Linked DNA regions of Homo sapiens: regions 1 and 2 are each linked to region 3. The links are chromatin loops, found by intact Hi-C in ENCODE. Cell type or tissue: IMR-90. All regions are shown on one strand.

The links. Hi-C counts contacts between places; a loop is a spot of excess contacts. Peaks named below come from ENCODE experiments on the same cell type or tissue, not always from the same donor. Only the 100,000 strongest peaks of a DNase experiment are listed, where the experiment ranks them.
Region 1: it touches region 3 in a loop (2.0-fold over the local background); 3 of 110 quality-filtered maps call a loop at or near these places.
Region 2: a loop joins it to region 3, with 15 times the contacts of the local background. A loop is called at or near these places in 18 of 110 quality-filtered maps.

Annotation. Positions count from the first base shown.
Region 1 is chr15:73,238,777-73,241,276 of GRCh38, forward strand. The region is part of intron 8 of NEO1 (neogenin 1); the gene reads left to right. Among named protein-coding and RNA genes, the nearest start is that of MIR12135, 60 kb to the right of the region's middle. In IMR-90, CTCF peaks have their summits at 1,227 (motif pointing left) and 2,288 (motif pointing right); a DNase peak (open chromatin) is centred at 2,295.
Region 2 is chr15:72,598,686-72,601,185 of GRCh38, forward strand. ARIH1 (ariadne RBR E3 ubiquitin protein ligase 1) reads left to right here. Exons shown (of 14, transcript NM_005744.5): 14 at 1-2,500. Among named protein-coding and RNA genes, the nearest start is that of MIR630, 13 kb to the left of the region's middle. In IMR-90, a CTCF peak has its summit at 1,372 (motif pointing right); a DNase peak (open chromatin) is centred at 1,376.
Region 3 is chr15:73,079,990-73,082,489 of GRCh38, forward strand. All of the region lies in intron 1 of NEO1 (neogenin 1), which reads left to right. Among named protein-coding and RNA genes, the nearest start is that of NEO1, 29 kb to the left of the region's middle. In IMR-90, a CTCF peak has its summit at 1,553 (motif pointing left); a DNase peak (open chromatin) is centred at 1,542.

The sequences.
Region 1 (2,500 bases), 160 kb after region 3:
AAGGTTTTCACCATCTCAGGCGATCTTGGAAGCAAAATGATGGGGGTTTTTTTGTTTGTTTTTATTTTGTTTTGTTTTGTTTTGTTTTGGAGACAAAGGTCTCGCTGGGTCACCCAGGCTGGAGTGCAGTGGCACTATATTGGCTCACTGCAGCCTCCGCTTCCCAGGTTCCAGCGATTCTCCTGCCTCAGCCTCCCAAGTAGCTGGAATTACAGGTGCCTGCCACCATGCCTGGGTAATTTTTGTATTTTTAGTAGAGATGGGGTTTCACCGTGTTAGCCAGGCTGGTATCGGACTCCTGACCTCAGGCGATCCACTTCAGCCTCCCAAAGTGCTGGAATTACAGGCATGAGCCACTGTGCCTGGCCAAGTTATCATTTTTCATCTATAAAGCTGGCAAAAATTTTAAGTTGATAATATCCAGTGTTCAATGAGTTGACAGCTAGGAGGAAAACCACTCTAGGTTATTGGTGGCAGTATAAATTAGAATAGTCTAGGGAAGGTGATTTGGCAGAATTTTAAAATATTTTAAATATACATAGCCTTCCATCACACTTCTAGGTAACTGTCCTATAGACATACAGATATATGTATGCATTGGGCCCTCATACAAACACGTTTATTTATAGCATTGTTTGCAAGATTATAAAAGGAGACTATGTAAATATCCACTGATAGAAGAATGGGCACCTAATATACAATCGTGCATCACATAACAACGCTTCAGTCAGACAGACTGCGTATACAATGGTGATCCCATAAGATTATACCACTGTCTTTTTACTGTACCTTTTCTGTGTTTAGACACATAGACACTTGCCATTGTGTTCGCATTGCCTACAGCGTTCAGTACAGTAACATGCTGTGCAGGTTCGTAGCCTAGAAGCAATAGGCTATCCCATACAGCCTAGGTGTGTGGGATATACACCTAGCTATACCATCGAGGTTTGCATAAGTGCATTCTGTGATGTTCACACGATGAAATCACGTGATGCATTTGTCAGAACATATCCCTGTTGTTAAGCAGTGCATGACTGTATGTATACCCGTAAGTATGGTGGCAGCAGTTTTTTTTAAATGACCTGTCTGTATATTTTGATGTGTATGTAAATGCCTAAAGCAGTGATCCTCAACCAGGGACAGTTTTGCCCCCTCATCCCTCGGGATATTTGGCAATGCCTGGTACAGCGTCAGTAAGTACCAGTAGAGGTACTTACTGACATCTAGTGGATAGAGGCCAGGGATGCTGATGAACATCCTGCCATGCACAGGACAGTCCCACAACAAAGAATTATCCTGCCCAATGTCTCAGTAGTGCCAAGGTTGAGAAACCCTGGCATGGAGACTGTCTGGTGAGATATGCGTCAATATGTGCCACAGTCAGCTCTCAGGGCAGGACAGGTTTTGACAAAAGAGAATTGAGACTTATTTTTTTTTAACTGTGTGTACTTTTATATTTAAATGTTTTCAATGAGACACACTTATTTAAATTTTATGATAGATTGTGGGTTGGAGTAAGCAGGAATGATTAGTAAATTAATTTGTAGTTGGAAGAGATACAGAAGTTGAGTTGGCAGGGGCAGGTGGGCATGACTAGTGTATGTAAAGGAAGAGGAAGTGCAAGGTAAGGCCATCTGTGTGTATGCTGTGAGAAGGATGCAAAGGCAAGAAAGCTGGCCAAACTGGCCCAGAGCTTTTGGCAGAAATTAGTAAGAGATTAGAATAAAGTGGACGTTTGGAGCCAGATGCTGGAATGCCAGTGAGAATTTGGACATAATCAGATAAGAAGGGACCATTTTTGACTGTTAAGAAAGTTGTACACTGTGATTTTATTAAACAGTACTTTGGGAACACTACCCAAGATTAAAGGAGAGAAAAAATAGAGTCAGGGAGACAAAATTGGGTAGTAATTATGTTAGCCTAGATACGTGCTAGTCGTCGGCTTGGATGAAGATGAAAGCAGCGACTTGAAGTGGATAGGACAAATTTGGGAAATATTTAAAAGGAAGATTTTGGGAGACCATAATAGTTTTTTGTTGCTTCATTACTTTATGATTTCTGAATAGAGGCAATGAAGGAGAAGTTAATTTTTTTAAGTCGTAAGACTATATCCTGGCTAATTGTTACATAAACAAAACTTTCTTATTAATCTTATCGGCTTAAATTTTCTCATCTAAAAAACAAAAGTAATATATTTACTTCACAGACGTGTGGTAAGAATTCAATGTGAGAATGTATGCCACTACCTGCATTTACAAATTCACCCACTTCCTGCATTTGAAAATTCAGCCACCAGGTGGCACCATATGCCTTGGTCATGAGCTGTAATTCTTATGGGTACCTGAGTTGCCAGAGATTTCAGAGGGTCCTTCCTCTCTGCCTTTTCAGCTATGAAAATTTCATCTTTCTTAAAAAAGCAGTACTTTTCTATATTAACCATTAAGTGGGAAGTGGAAAGTAAGGTATTTCTGCTATTCATAGCACTTTAAAGTTGGATTGA
Region 2 (2,500 bases), 480 kb before region 3:
CCTGGGTGACAGAGCAAGACTCCCTCTCAAAAAAAAAAAAAAAAATTTTTTTTTAAACACGTCTCACTGCCACCCAGGCTTGAGTGCCATGACATGATCATAGCTCACTGCTGGCTTGACCTTCTGGGCTCAAGTGATCCTCTTGCCTCAGCCTCTTGAGTAGCTGGGACCACAGTCATGTGCCACCATGCCTGGCTTTTTTTTTTTTGTAGAGTTTGGGTCTCGCTATGTTGCCTGTGATCCTCCCACCTTGGTTTTCCAAAGTGCTGGGATTAAAGGCATGAGCCACCATGCCTGGTTAGGAATGGGAGTTTAAACAATGGTTTTATTTACATATTTCATTAGCTAGTATTTTTTTCTTTTTTGAGACAGAGTCTGGCTCTGTTGCCCAGGCTGGAGTGCAGTGGCACGATCTAGGCTCATTGCAACCTCTGCCTCGTGATTCTCGTGACTCAGCCTCCTGAGTAGCTGGGATTACAGGCGCCCGCCACCACACCCAGCTAATTTTTGTATTTTTAGTAGAGACAGGGTTTCACCATGTTGGCCAGGTTGGTCTCCAACTCCTGACCTCAGTTGATCCACCCGCCTCAGCCTCCCAAAGTGCTGGGATTACAGGTGTGAGCCATCGCTCCTGGCCTCATTAACTGTTTTCAAAAGTAAAAGTACATGGATAATACAAAGTTAAATTTTGTAGAATCATAAAGAAAAGCAACACCTTCCCATCTTAACTCCCCTAGTGCCTCTACTCCCTCCACAGAGACAAATATCTTACCAGTTGGTTGTGTTTTCTTTTCCAAACTGTATTTCTAAAATGTGTCAATATCTCTTCCTTTTATTTTTTATTTTTTGTAGAGACAGGGGTCTCACTGTGCTGCCTAGGCTGGTCTCAAACTCCTGGCCTCCTACCTCGACTTCTCATAGTTCTGGCGTGAGCTACTGCACCTGGCCTCCCCCTTATTATTTTTTTAAACATGAATGGAAGCATACTATATTTTCTACACTTTATTTGTTTTATGTAACTATTTTAACAACCTGAGGACTTTTACAGGCTGCATAATATGTCTTAATATGGATGTATCTTAGTTTATTTAAACAGTTACTGGTGATGGACATTTCCATGTTTCCAGTATTTTTTCTCACAAACAATGCAGTATTATGCCTTTGTCCACATTCACCATTGATTGCTATTGAGTATATCTGTAGCATCAAGAATAGGCATACTGAAAATCCTCCATGAAGTCCAGTGAAGCTTCATATTATTTTGAAGTGATATTTCCCAGTGTTGGCTGGACTCTCAAGCGTTTGTGGTATAGGTTTTGGGAGGACTGGACACTTCCAAAGAGAAATAAGATGTTACAGACTTGTCCAGCAGGTGGCATCAGAACAAAGCTGGCTATGGACCTTGTCAGTACAAATGATAAAACATTAAAAATGTAAAAACTCAACTGTAGCTCCTTGTTTATACATATATTGGGGGTGTTGAAAAGTTACCGATGCCTGATTCCTCTTCTATGTCCTCAGCCCCCACCATAAAAATAGATAAATGCCATTTTTTTTGTATGCCCAGCACAGCTATATGATTTGAATAATCTTGATAAGCAGGGTCACATTTGAGGAGATTTGCTAAGGGAAATGAAGATCCATCTGTGACACAAGAAACATGTTCTATGTGATTTCTGGGATTTTCCTGTGAACATACTTCTTGTTTGTTTGTTTTACAGTGGATCTCACTCTGTCACCCAGGCTGGAGTTCAGTGGTGCAATCATAGCTCACTGCAACCTTGAGCTCCTGGGCTCAGGAGAGCCTCTCTCCTCAGTCTCCCAAGTAGCTAGGACTACAGACACATGCCATCATGCCAGGCTCATTTTAAAATTTTTTGTAGAGACGGGTCTCACTATGTTGCTCAGGCTGGTATTGAACTCCTGGGCTCAAGCAATCCTCCTGCCTCAGCATCTCAAAGTGTTGGGATTACAGGTGTGAACCATAGTATCCAACCTATTATGTTTTTTTAAAAAGAGATTGTTCTAATTATGTATATAATTAAAGTACATTAGGTTTAGTGATTGCAATTTGAGAAACCAATGTCCTTTCTTATTGAAAAAGGCCCTGGTACAGAAAGTGTTCTATCTTCCTCACAAGATCTGAGGTCAAAGGAGAGATTTTGAAACATTATAGCAATGGCTTCTAGTTATTGAATAAAGAATGTCATTTGCTCCTCACAGGACCCCTTTCAGGGAGATTTCACATATTGGGAAACAGCCTCATGAGCTTTCTACAAACATCTTTGTCCTTAAGTCTTCCCATTTCAGTAATTGGCTGTACCACTCATCCAGCAGCTTTCAAAGTAAGAAACCTGGCAATCTTCCTTTAACATCCATTTCCCTTTCCCTCATTCCCCCATATCCAATCATGTGTATTGGAGGTTTTTCCACCTCTAAACTTGAGAACCCATTTACTTTTTCTCCATCTCCTTTGCCATCACACTAGTCCAAGTGAAGT
Region 3 (2,500 bases):
TTTTTCTCTCTCTTTTTGTTTGTCAGGGAAGAAAAGTGAGAGCTTTCTGAAGTTAGGTTATGTAAATAACCCAGTAGGGAAAACTGTTCCTGGGGGAGACCTACAAATAATTGATGGCAATAAGCTTCAGGAGTATGAAAGAAGTGGATGAGTATGCCTTTCCCCCATTGATTCCACTCACATTTTTTCTTCTCTGTGCTTTGCTCTCTTGTTGCCATTAGACAGTTTCTATCTGTCCTTAATTTTAGCCAGTTTGTTCTAAAGTAACTGTGAACACTGTAACTCTCTAGCCAGTGCCTTTCTTTTATTGAATGGAATTGGTGTACTAGTTGTTTTATTTAACAAACAGAGTTTATAGGCTTGTTTTTTCCTCAACATGTCTTCATGGCAGAGACAATTTACCCTTAAGTTGGTGAGCCCTGGATCCCCTCACTTGCATAGACCTCTTCTAGGATCTGGGAGAGGCTCTAGCAGTGTAGTGTGTTTGTTAGTTACATATTTTTGTAACATTTGCAAAATTGAAAAATTTTTTTCCATTTTTTTTTTTCTTCAAAAAGGCCCTCAAATTATATATGCTTCAAATTTCACAAAACTCAGGTCAGCCTTGGTTCATGGTAGAGGTTGGGTGTTGATTTCTAATTGTGGCCGAGGTAGATTTGGTTAGTGGATTAAAGGACATGAGGAAGGAAGCATTAGTGAGGAAGTTGAACCATTGACTGGTGTGTATAGTGGCCAGGGATCTCTTTCTGAGTGTCAGGGGTCATCTCTTCTCCCTGCAAACATGGGCCAGAAAGAGGCGGGAGAAGTTGGGTAGGACTGGAAGAAGGACAGTGGAGGGAAAGGTGTGCTGCAGCCAAGGTGGTAAACAAATTAAGGTGTTCTCCTTAGATTTCAAGGATGCATTTGCAAATAGCGTTTTCAATAGCATTTTAAAATAACTGAAGAGTCATTTCAAGATAATATATTTCATCTTGATAATAATACATTTTAAGAATTTTAGAATTATTGAAAAATTTGAAAAGTCAATTTCATAATTAACTGATTGACTTGAGATTAAAGTCTTTATCTTATTAATTAGAATATATTGCTGAACACATAAAACACAGACATGTTCATTTTTGAAGGGCGTTGCTGTAACTTGGGTTTTGCTAGCTTCTTGGTTTGGTAGATGTTTCATCTCTCTCCCCTTTTTCTCATTGTCTCACCTGTATTTTTTTCTACCTTTTCATTTCATGTTCCCTTTACTTTGGGATTCAAACTCCTCTTAGACTTCTCAGGATTTTGAATGACTGGACTATAGATAATCACATTTTAAAACTGCATTTTAATATTCTGTTCTCTTTAAAGAAAATTAGGTACTCTGCATGGCCTGGGGACAAATTTACAGTTAAATAGAAGTATAATGTTCTGAGGGCCAATTGTAACTACCCTGTGGTTAACTGGCTCAGGTTCAAATACAGTTAAAATTATTTTACTTTTCCTAAAATTCCTTCTAATTGGACTAACTTATCAGGGTTGATAAAAACATTTCCAGAACGTAGTATGGATCTGCCACCTGGTGGTGAAATATTACAGCAAGTACTAAGTGTTTTGTTTTTTTTTTTCTGAGACAAGGACTCACTGTCACCCAGACTGGAGTGCAGTAGCACCATCACAGCTCACTGTAGCCTCGACCTCCTGGACTCAAGCAATCTTCCCACCTTAGCCCCCAGAGTAGCTGGGACCATAGGTGCATGCCACCACACCTGGCTAATTTTTAAAGTTTTTGTAGAGATAGGGTCTCACTATGTTGCCCAGGCTGGTCTTGAGCTCCTGTCTCAGCCTCCCAAAGTGCTGGCATTACAGGTATGAGCCACCACACCCAGCCAAATACTAGTATTTTTTTTTTTTTTTTTGAGATGGAGTCTTGCTCTGTCACCCAGGCTTGAGTGCAGTAGCCCAATTTTGGCTCACTGCAACCTCCGCACTCCCTGCTCCGGGCCCAAGTGATTCTCCTGCCTCAGCCTCCCGAGTAGCTGGGACTACAGGCATGCACCACTGCATCCAGCTAATTATTGTATTTTTAGTAGAGATGGGGTTTTGCCACATTGGCCGGACTGGTCTCGAGCTCCTGACCTCAGGTGATCTGCCCAACTCGGCCTCCCAGAGTGCTGGGATTACAGGCATGAGCCGCCACGCCCAGCCTAAATACTTGATAAGAATTTAATAATGGATTCTTGCCTTTGTGGCCATAATATTTAGAGTCGAGTCTACTTAAGCTCTTTAGATATGTAACATTTTCCTCCCCTAAGTTTTTTTCACTGAGAAAATGTTACTTAAATGCGATAGAGTAGGTAAATTTTGACTGATGTGTTTCTGTCTACCGCATCGTAATATAAGATGACATTTGTAGAATTACTGAGCTGAAATAAATTCTGCACACATTGAGAATGTACTCTCCTTAAATTTGAAGATGAGCTTTTGAGAAGAGAAGATTGCTGTTAATTTTTCTAAAATTTCA